2 separate regions of the Homo sapiens genome follow, and region 1 is linked to region 2. A link is an interaction called in ENCODE POLR2A ChIA-PET data of the cell type or tissue named here. Cell type or tissue: Caco-2. All regions are shown on one strand. Each heading gives the region's core, and the rest is flanking DNA. Links, peaks and the distances in the headings are about the cores only.

Evidence for each region. Peaks named below come from ENCODE experiments on the same cell type or tissue, not always from the same donor. Only the 100,000 strongest peaks of a DNase experiment are listed, where the experiment ranks them.
Region 1: POLR2A ChIA-PET joins it to region 2 with 6 read pairs; 7 of 35 experiments call an interaction of 5 or more read pairs at or near these places.

Annotation. Positions count from the first base shown.
Region 1 is chr3:196,848,712-196,854,088 of GRCh38, forward strand. No RefSeq gene overlaps it. Among named protein-coding and RNA genes, the nearest start is that of SENP5, 17 kb to the right of the region's middle. In Caco-2, for the core only: no CTCF peak of the experiment used is centred there; no DNase peak of the experiment used is centred there.
Region 2 is chr3:196,791,165-196,796,541 of GRCh38, forward strand. All of the region lies in intron 2 of PAK2 (p21 (RAC1) activated kinase 2), which reads left to right. Among named protein-coding and RNA genes, the nearest start is that of PAK2, 54 kb to the left of the region's middle. In Caco-2, for the core only: no CTCF peak of the experiment used is centred there; DNase peaks (open chromatin) are centred at 1,818 and 2,187.

The DNA of each region.
Region 1 (5,377 bases), core at 57-5,056, 57 kb after region 2:
CCAGGCACAGTGGCTCACGCCTGTAACCCCAACACTTTGGGAGGCCAAGGTGGGCAGATCACTTGAGGTCAGGATTTTGAGACCATCCTGGCCAGCATGGTGAAACCCCATCTCTACTAAAAATTTAAAAATTACCTGGGCATGGTGGCATGTGCCCATAATCCCAGCTACTTGGGAGGCTGAGGCAGGAGAATTGCTTGAACCTGGGAGGTGGAGGTTGCAGTGAGCTGAGATTGCACCACTACACACCAGCCCAGGCAACAGAGCAAAACTCCATCTCAAAAAAAAAAAAAAAAAAGAAAAAGAAAAAGGAATGTTGCTTTTATATTAACATTTCAGCAACATCTGGTGGAGGCAAGCCAGTGTTAGAACCCATCAGAGTGGCTGACAGCAGTCAAACTCCAAACGCTGCTTCAGACAGAACCACGCATGGACACGCCTTTCTTCCGAGGACCCTTAGATTGGCCCCAGGAGGAGCCCTAGCTGCTGTTCCCCACGCAGTGCCCCTTTTCAGCAAGAAGCAGCCGGAAAGAGTCTTTATCCAACACCCGCTAACAATAGTTAGGGTTACACCACTCCAGAGCGGGGGAATGATACAGGAGTTAAGAAGAAATTACTTAGGCAGATAGTGAGGGTATGGAAGTCTTCAGTAAGGTTTTCCTTTTAGTGAAAAACAGCCCCAAATCATTTTCCTTTCTAACAAAGAACAGCCTGTAAAATTGAGCTGCAGACATACATGCCAGCAGTTGTGCCAATCATGTTCGAGATGGCGGCTCCCTCTTCCCTTCTCTGCCAGCCACGTGTACAGTAAGGAGCAGACAAGATGGCACTGGCCAAGGGGACAGTTCGCTTGCATAATGAGATTAGGGTGGGGCGGCCAGCCTTCCCCGCACATTGTGTAAATATCATACCTAATTGAACCAATCTGTGAGCCCCATGTAAATCAGACACCCCCTCCTCAAGCCAGACTATAAAATCCAGCACATCTGCTGCTGGCCAGACTTTTCCTCTCGTTAAGTCCCCTCTCTCTCACTAGAGAGAGAGCTGTTTTATTTTCTCTTTCTTTTGCCTATTAAACCTCTGCTCATTCACTTAAGGTGCTTAGCACAGTGTCTGTAAATAGAAATCCCTCAAAACATATTCGTTATTATTTTTAACTTTATTTTAAGATAATGTTATTTATTTATTTATTTATTTTATTTTATTTTATTTTTTTTTGAGTTTCACTCTTGTCACCCAGGCTGGAGTGCAATGGCGTGATCTCGGCTCACTGCAACCTCCACCTCCTGGGTTCAAGCGATTCTCCTGCCTCAGCCTCACGAGTAGCTGGGACTACAGGTGCCCACCACCACCCAGCTAATTTTTGTATTTTTAGTAGAGATGGGGTTTCACCATGTTGGCCAGGCTGGTGTCGAACTCCTGACCTCAGGGGATCCTCCCGCCTCTGCCTCCCAAAATGCAGAGATTACAGGCGTGAGCTAACATGCCCGGTCAAGAGAAGAGTTAACTCTTAAAAAGACTGTTATCATGTCAGATAAGAACAGCAACTTTGTAGCTTTCTGAACCCTCTCAACTTGCCATGCAGAATACCACAGCCTTACCAGATGGACATGGCAGATGAAGGAGTTCAAAACAGTGGAGCAGCTAGAAACTTAAAGGATCAATTCTAGAAATGAGAAAGTCACAGTTGGGTTGGATTCAAAATCTGAGTATAAACTCTGCCTAAATTCCTGGCTGGCTGGCCATACTACAAAATGTACACAGGAGCTCCAGGGACCCCTACAAAATGGCAAGGAGGAACTGAGTGGGGGCCAGGGGTGGGGGCACCCGGGATCCTACCTCAAAGACAGAAGTGATCCTGGTGAGATTTATGAGTTTTATACTGAGTCTGTTCCTCAACCCACACACAATTCAGGTGGCAAAAAGTGAAAGCATTATTGGCTTGAAGGGTCCTGAGACAGAACTTGGGGCTCATAAGACAACATGAAATGTAGAGGGTGTGCCCCATGCACAATCTGTTACCCCTCAGCTCGAAATCTATTATTCTTTGCCCTGTAAGGCATAAGAAGAGGTAGGTTCGCTTCCTGGTTCCTGTGTACTTTCTTCCCCTGTGATATGACTCCCAGAAGCACTCAGGAGGATCAGTGGTGCTTATTCTCTCTCTCTCTTTTTTTTTTGACATGGAGTCTCGCTCTGTCGCCCAGGCTGGAGTGCGGTGGCGTGATCTCAGCTTACTGGAACCTCCACCTCCCAGGTTCAAGTGATTCTCCTGCCTCAGCCTCCTGAGTAGCTGGGATTACAGTCACGTGCCACCACGCCTGCCTAATTTTTTTGTATTTTTAGTGGAAACAAGGTTTCACCGTGTTAGCCAGGATGGTATCGAACTCCTGACCTCGTGATCCATCTGCCTCAGCCTCCCAAAGTGCTGGGATTACAGGCGTGAGCCACTGCACCTAGCCTTTTTTTTTTTTTCGACAGAGTTTTGCTCTGTCACCCAGGCTGGATTGCAGTGGCACAATCTTGGCTGACTGCAGCCTCCGCCTTCCAGGTTCAAGCAATTCTCCTGCCTCAGTCTCCCAAGTAGCTGAGATTACAGGCGTCTGCCACCACACCTAGCTAATTTTGGTATTTTTAGTAGAGACGGGTTTTTGCCATGTTGGCCAGGCTGGTCTCGAACTCCTGACCTCAGGTGATCCACCCGCCTCAGCCTCCCAAAGTGTTGGGATTACAGGCGTGAGCCAGTGTTGGGATTACAGGCATGAGCCACCACACCCAGCCCTAGACAGGGTAATTATGTAAGAAAAAGAAATAAAAAATATCCATATTGAAGAGAAAGAAATAAAACTTTGTCAATTAACAGACGGCATGACCTTGTATGAAGAAAATCATGGCTGGGCACAGTGGCTCATGCTTGTAAATCCCAGCACTTTGGGAGGCTGAGGTGGGAGAATCATTTGAACCCAGGAGTTCAAGACCAGCCTGGGCAACATAGGGAGACCCCATCTCTACTGAATGAATGAAAGAATGAATGAAGGAGCAAGCCAGGTGTAGTGGTGCACGTCTGTAGTCCCCGCTACTCAGAAGGCTGAGGTGGGAGGATCTCTTAAGACCCGGAAGTTGAGGCTGCAGTAAGCCACAATCCACAGTCCCACGCTGCACTCCAGCCTGGGTGACAGAGCAGGACTCTACCTAAAAATATATATATATATAAGTAAAGAAAATCCTAAGGAATCCACGCACATACAAAAATATTACAACTAATAAATGATTTCAGCGAGGTTTGAGGACACAAGATCAATAAACAAAAAGCTACAATAATCAAGAGTGTGGTACTAACATAAAAATAGACATATAGGCCAGGTGCGATGGCTCACGCTTGTAATCCCAGCACTTTGGGAGGCCGAGGTGGGCAGATCACCTGAGGTCAGGAGTTTGAGACCAGTCTGGCCAACATGGCGAAAATCCGTCTCTACTAAAAATATAAAAATTAGCCGGGAGTGGTGGCGGGTGCCTGTGATCCCAGCTACGCAGGAGGCTGAGGCAGGAGAATCGCTTGAACCTGGGAGGCGGAGGTTGCAGTGAGTGGAGATTGTGCCATTGCGCTCCAGCCTGGGCAACAGAGCAAGACTCTGTCTCAAAAAAAAAAAAAAAAAAAGAAAGAAAGAAACAAAAGTGTTTTCAACAAATGGTGCTGGGACAACCGAATATTCATATGCAAAAGAATGAACTTGGACCCTTCCTTATACCATCTACAAACATTCCAAATGCATCACAGGTGTACTTGTAAGAGACAAAATTAGAAAACACTTAGAATAAATCATAGGAGTAAACCTTCATGACCTCCAGTGAGGCAATCATTACTTAGACATGAGACCGAAAGCACAAGGGACAAAAGAAAAAAATAGATAAATTGGACTGGACAAAATGTAAAAGTCTTATGCTGCAGATAATATCATTAAGAAAGTGAGGTGTGGGGCGCGGTGGCTCACGCCTGTAATCCCAGCACTTTGGGAGGCCGAGGCGGGCGGATCACTTGAGGTCAGGAGTTTGAGACAGCCTGGCCAACATGGTGAAACACCATCTCTACTAAAATACAAAAATTAGCCAGGCATGGTGGCACACACCTATAATCCCAGCTACTTGGGAGGCTGAAGCACGAGAATTGCTTGAACCCGGGAGGTGGAGGTTGCAGTGAGCCGAGATCATGCCACTCACTCCAGCCTGGGTGGTAGAGTGAGACTCCATCTCAAAATAAATAAATACATAAATAAAAATAAAAAAACACAGAAAGGGAAAAAATATTTGCAACTCATACATATGATAAAGTGTTTGTATCCAGCATCGAGACCATCCTGGCTAACACGGTGAAACCCCGTCTCTACTAAAAATGCAAAAAATTAGCCGGGCGAGGTGGCAGGCGCCTGTAGTCCCAGCTACTCGGGAGGCTAAGGCAGGAGAATGGCAGGAACCCCGGGGGGTGTAGCCTGCAGTGAGCCGAGATCGCGCCACTGCACTCCAGCCTGGGCGACAGCGAGACTCCGTCTCAAAAAAAAAAAAAAGTATTTGTATCCAGAATATATACCAATATGAGTTGATGTATTGATATATACCAATATTGACCAATATGTATCTAGAATATATATCAGTTAGTTTTTTAAAAGTTGGCTTCAGAATTGTTTATAACAATGTTGAATACTAAATGATTATGTTAATGCCTTTATAATATTTAATATTTTATATAAATAAAATAAAATGTAGTGTCATTCTAGAATTCTGTACCCAGGAAAATCATTGTTCACATACAAAGGCAGGCAGGCCACAAACATTTTCCAAATATGTAAGCATGGAGAGAAGGTTGTTCTCATGATACTTTCTCTAAAAGTTTTCAAAGAGTAGCATTTTCCAATAGAACTTTCTGCAATGATGGAAATATCTGTATCTTCACCCTCCATTATGGTGAAATCTTCAACCCCACGTAGTTAGCTATTAAGCATCTAAAATGTCACTAGTGCAACTGGAGAACTGAATTTTATTAATTTTATCAACTTGTTAATTGATTAATAAGTTAAATTAATTTTATTAAGTTTATTTTTATTTTACTTTATTTGAGACAGGGTCTCGTTCTGTCACCCACGCTGGAGTGCCATGGCCTCAACTTCCCAGGCTCAAGCAAGCCTTCCACTTCAGCCTCCCTAGTAGCTGGGACTTACAGGTGTGTGCCTGGCTAATTTTTGTATTTTTTGTAGAGACAAAGTTTCATCATGTTGCCCACAGTGGTCTCGAACTCCTGGGCTCAAGCCATCCGCCCACCCCCACCTTCCAAAGTGTTGCGATTACAGGCGTCAGCCATCGCCTTATTTATTTTATTTTATTTTTT
Region 2 (5,377 bases), core at 120-5,119:
TTCTGTTGGTATAGCAATATCTTTCCAGCACATTGTTCAATTCCAGACATGCTTTAGTATCTTTTTGTTTTAGACACTGTTTCTAATATCCTTTCCTTTTCCCATTGAGACTATTAAAATACAGAGAGTACCTGTATGTGTGTTATGTAAAAACAAATGGCATTGAACAGATTTTTAGGATTTTATGTTTATTTTGAATGATCTAATGTGGCTCTATCTCAAGTTCTGCTTAATCGTTTTTGTGTTTTTCCTTTAACTTTTTACTCTATACTCCTATCATATATGAAACTTTAATATATTTCTCTAAACTCTTAACGTTTCCAAGTTGAAGAATATGACTAGGCCTTAGACACAACAGGAACCAGGAATACTCTTGCTAGATATGTTATCTCTCACCCTTCTTTTTATATTTTTTTCTTATTTTATATTTCTTATTTCAGAATGTTTTTTCTTTATGTGTTAAGAAATATAATTCCTGGGCCGGGCGTGGTGGCTCACGCCTGTAATCCCAGCACTTTGGGAGGCCGAGGCAGGTGGATCACGAGGTCAGGAGATCAAGACCATCCTGGCTAACAAGGTGAAACCCCGTCTCTACTAAAAATACAAAAAGTTAGCCAGGCGTGGTGGCGGGCCCCTGTAGTCCCAGCTACTCGGGAGGCTGAGGCAGGAGAATGGCGGGAACCCAGGAGGCGGAGCTTGCAGTGGAGCTGTGATCGCGCCACCGCACTCCAACCTGGGCGACAGAGCGAGACTCCGTCAAAAAAAAAAAAAAAGAAATAGAATTCCTGGGCTCAGTTTCTTACAACTTCAGACACTAGTGATAGACTGATTCTCAGGGAGCCGAGTCTGGCTTAGCTGCTCAGGTGGCTGCCCCTGCACCAGTTGCTGGAGGGTGTGTGGGAAGCTGTGCTGACCTGGCTTGAGTTAGGTGCCCACCTCGGACCAGTCATCTGTGACCATAGTCGTGTAAGAAAATGGCATCTTTCCCAACTATCTGCATAGAGGAAAGGTGAGGGAAGTTTCCAAAAGTAGGATGCTGAGCAGATTTTTTTAAAAGAAAGAACACATATAATCATAGTACATTAAATTGTAAACTACTAGTTTATCGTTAACTAATAAATAATTTCTCCTGTATGTAGGGTATTCCGTTAGAAGCCAAGGGACATAAAGAAATGTTGAGTGCACGACCTCAAATTACTCAAAGTCTAGTGAAAATTGAGAGAGAGGTAATTTATGATAGACGTATTAATAATTGTGTTTCAGTAAAGAGAATCCAGGCTTAACAGTTTCCTTTCCCTCTGCTCCTGTCCATAACCAGCATTCCCTTCCCTCTCACTGTGACCAGATCTCTTTTAAGTTACATGCCTAGAGAGGAGATGGACATTTGAGCATAAATCCCTCATTACTAGTTAAATAAGTATTATTGTGTTTCCTACCAATACTAAACTAGTAGTATCTTTGTAAACAAAGAAGAGCATACGGTAACATTTCCAGTCTTATATGTATAGACTTATCAAACAGCATGATTTTTAACTCTTTGATATTAGAAGAATCTTCTGGTTAAACACAGCATGTTGACCACATACAGAAGCATTCTATTTACTCTCCCTCCCAAGACCCAACTAAAATGACAGAAAAAAATATATATATATACACACACACACACACGGTCAAAGAGAAAAAGAGAGGAGACAGTATTGTGAAAGAGGCTTCAGTACACATTTGGAAGGCAGAAGTGGTGGAAAATTGGCACCTGACTCAGCAGGACAGAGAAACACATAACCTAAGCGTTTGCAGAGGGGAATCTGTGAGAAGGGAAACAAGTTTCCCTTGTAGAAATTCTGGAAGCTCAAGATTTAGAGGCACACGACACTGTGTCGGAGTGGGGGTAGGATGCACTACACATGCTGAGGAGAAGGGGGATTAGTTGAAAATCAACATCGAAAGTGTCAAAGGCCCCCCAGGACTCCTCCTTTACACCCCACACATCCATGTAAGTGTTATCCCCATCCTCCGGAAGGAAAAAAGAATAAACTGGGATTTACATTTATTTCCAGAGAATTTAAACCACAGAAGCCTCTGTTCTTATCAGGGGAGTCAGGAAAAGTTGAAGCACCAGAATAAAGCAGGTGACTTCATGCAAGTCAGCATTTTCAACTCCTTTCCCCATCCTGCTTTCAGAATACCTGCAGCCTGACTCACAGCCTCAGACAGGAGATTGGAAGATTTTTCTCTGGATAAACAATGGCCTGGGGAAAAAAATACTTTAGGTACCTTGCATGCATGCTGTCCTTATCTTTAGTGTTAAGGTTGGCTTAACTCCCAGTTAGCTTTTTAATACTTTCTATATGAGTAGACAGTACAGGATCACCCGACATTTATGAAAAACCCTTTATAAATGAGAGGGAGAGTCCAAAACAATAGGGATAAAAACAGGAACTTAAAAGAAATAGACAGTGTAAGGAGAAAAAAAACCCCAAACTGCAGCCTGTGCATACACACATACTGTATAATCGTCAAAGAGAGGAGATAGAGGAATCCATGAAACAAGAAAAGAGTTCGCAGAGAAAGAATGATCAGAGAACAATGGAAAACAGTTCTTGGAATATCAACATTTAAAATTACCAAAACAAACAAAAGATAGCAATAGAAAGAAGAGTGGAAGATAATCAAGAAAATTCTCCCTGCTGGAGCGGTGGCTCACACCTGTAATCCCAGCACTTTGGGAAGCCAAGGTGGGTGGATCACTTGAGATCAGAAGTTCGAAACCAGCCTGGTCAACATGGTGAAATCCCATCTCTACTAAAAATACAAAAATTAGCTGGGCTCGGTGGCGTACACCTGTAATCCCAGCTACTCAGGAGGCTGAGGCAGGAGAATCACTTGAACCTGGGAGGCGGAGGTTGCAGTGAGCCAAGATTGCGCCATTGCACTCCAGCCTGGGCAACAGTGCAAGACTCTGTCTCAAATAAAAAAAGAAAAGAAAATTCTCTCAAAGAATTAAACAGAAATACAAAGATGGAAAATATGAGAGAAAAGATAACAGTTAAAAGATCTGACTAATGACAATTAAGTGGAGGACATAGTGACTTCTAGCTCTAAAATGGTGGTGTAGAAGCACACTGGCTTCACTCACTCTGCCCTGCCACCACAGAAAACCAAGAACATACAGCACTAAGATGATCACCAGCAACATCCAAGAACTCAGATATGAGAAGGAGACAGTTCCCAGGGGCACAGAGAAATGAAAGAACTCCAGGCATGCTGTAAGAATCGGACTTCCGTATCTGCAACACCCGTTCCCCCTGTCCGCCTGGCGCCAAGTGTGGGAAAATCTCCCCCAATTCACAGTGTCTACACAGGAAAAAGTGAGATTGAAGAAGACAGCCACCTTCTCCACCATCTTGGGTTCCCTGGCAGGAGGCCTGTCCCTGCCTTAGCCCACAGGTGGCATAGGGAGAGCTACCCTGAGGACAGCCAGAGGCAGAGGAGGGAGGCGGGATTACTGTTCCCAGCCTTGGAAACCCTGCTGTATAACTCAGCCAAAGGGGATGCCAAATAGAGCAGCTGTTCAGCAACACCATGTTGTAGGAGGTTTATTCCACAGGACCCTTGGCAGGAACCCTGAGCCACCCTTCCTGTACTGCTACCAGAATATCCCCTTGGGGACTCCTCTCTCCCATTTAGGATGGGCTGCACTCTGCTAGAACCCAGGCAAACCTGGGCTTATGGTGCCATTTAGTGCTGGAAAGGAGGCAGCAACCTAGGCTCGGGGGTGAGGAAAAGAAAGAAAATCAACAGGTAAATTACAGAGACTCTCTAAGCAAACATATCCAATAAAAACCAGACTAAATATCCTCATACTTCTTTGAAAAATGGCTTAAAATTTTCCAAATTTAATGAAAACTGTAAACCCACAGATTCAAGAAATTTAACAACATTTGAGCATAGGAAACATGAAAACTACACCAAGGCTTACTGTAATCAAATTGTTTAAAACCAGTGTTAGGGCTGGGCACAGTGGCTCATGCCTCCAATCCTAGGATTTTGGGAGGCCAGTGTGGGAGGATCACTTGAGCCCAGGAGTTCAAGACCAGCCTGGGCAACATGGCAAAATCCCATCTCTACAAAAAAAAAAAAAGAAAAAAAGAAAAATTATCTGGGCAGGGTGGTGTGCACCTGTACTCCCAGGACTTGGTAGGCTGAGGCAGGAGGATTGCTTGAGCCCAGAGGTTGAGGCCGCAGTGAGCTGAGATCGCACCACTGCACTCCGGCCTGGGTGTCAGAGCGAGACCCTGTTTCAAACCAAAAACAACAACAACAACAAAAACACAGTGATAGAGAAAATTTTAAAAGCTACCAGAAAAAAAATGAAAGACTCATTATATATATAGGACGAAGATAGAGTGATCCCAGACTTTATTTAAGTAACAGTGCAAGCCAGAAGACAAGGGACAACATCTTTAAAGTATTTAAAGGGAAAAAAATCTATCAGCCTAGAATTCTATACTATTGAAAGTGTCTTTCCAAAACAAAGGAGGACACAGAATTTTAAATGCGTAAAAGCTGAACGAGTGTATCGTCAGCAGACAGACTACAAAAAATGTTAAACTAAGCCCTTCAGGCAGAAGGAAGGTGATGTCAGATGGAAATGTGGACTCACAGGAAAGAATGAAAAGCACTGGATGTGGCACCTCCGTGGTTCTGGACCTTTTTGGCACCCGGGATTGGTTTCGCGGAAGGTAGTTTTTCCACAGACCCAGTGGTGCGGGGGAATGGTTTCGAGATGAAACTGTTCCATCTGAGGTCATCAGACATTAGATTCTCATAAGAAGCGCACAACCTGGATCCCTCGCGTGTGCAGTCCACAGTAGGGCTCACGCTATGCGGTCCAACGCGGCTGCTGATCTGACAGGAGGCGGAGCTCGGGCGGTGATGCTCACTCACCTGCCACTCAGTTCCTGCCGTGCAGCCGGTTCCTAACAAGCCTCGGACTCTGGTACCAGTTTGTGGCCTGGGGGCTGGGGACCCTTGTGGTATGCGTTCTTTCTTATCTAAATTTCTTTGAAAGATAATTGTTTTGAGTTTTTAAGAAAACAAAGCACTGATACACCTTGTAACATGGATGAATCCCAAAAACATTAAGTAACAAAAGTCATTCGCAAAAGACTGCATATTGTTTGGTCCCATTTATATTAATGAGCAGAACAGGCAAAAGCTATGGAGACAAAGTAGATTGGTGGTTGCCTGAGGTTTGGGGTGGGGCAAGGGCTGAAATGGGGAGTCATTGCCATTAGGTGCAAGGTTTCTTCTGGGTATGATAAAAATGTTCTAAAGTTAGATTGTGATTATGATTGCACAACTCTAAATATACTAA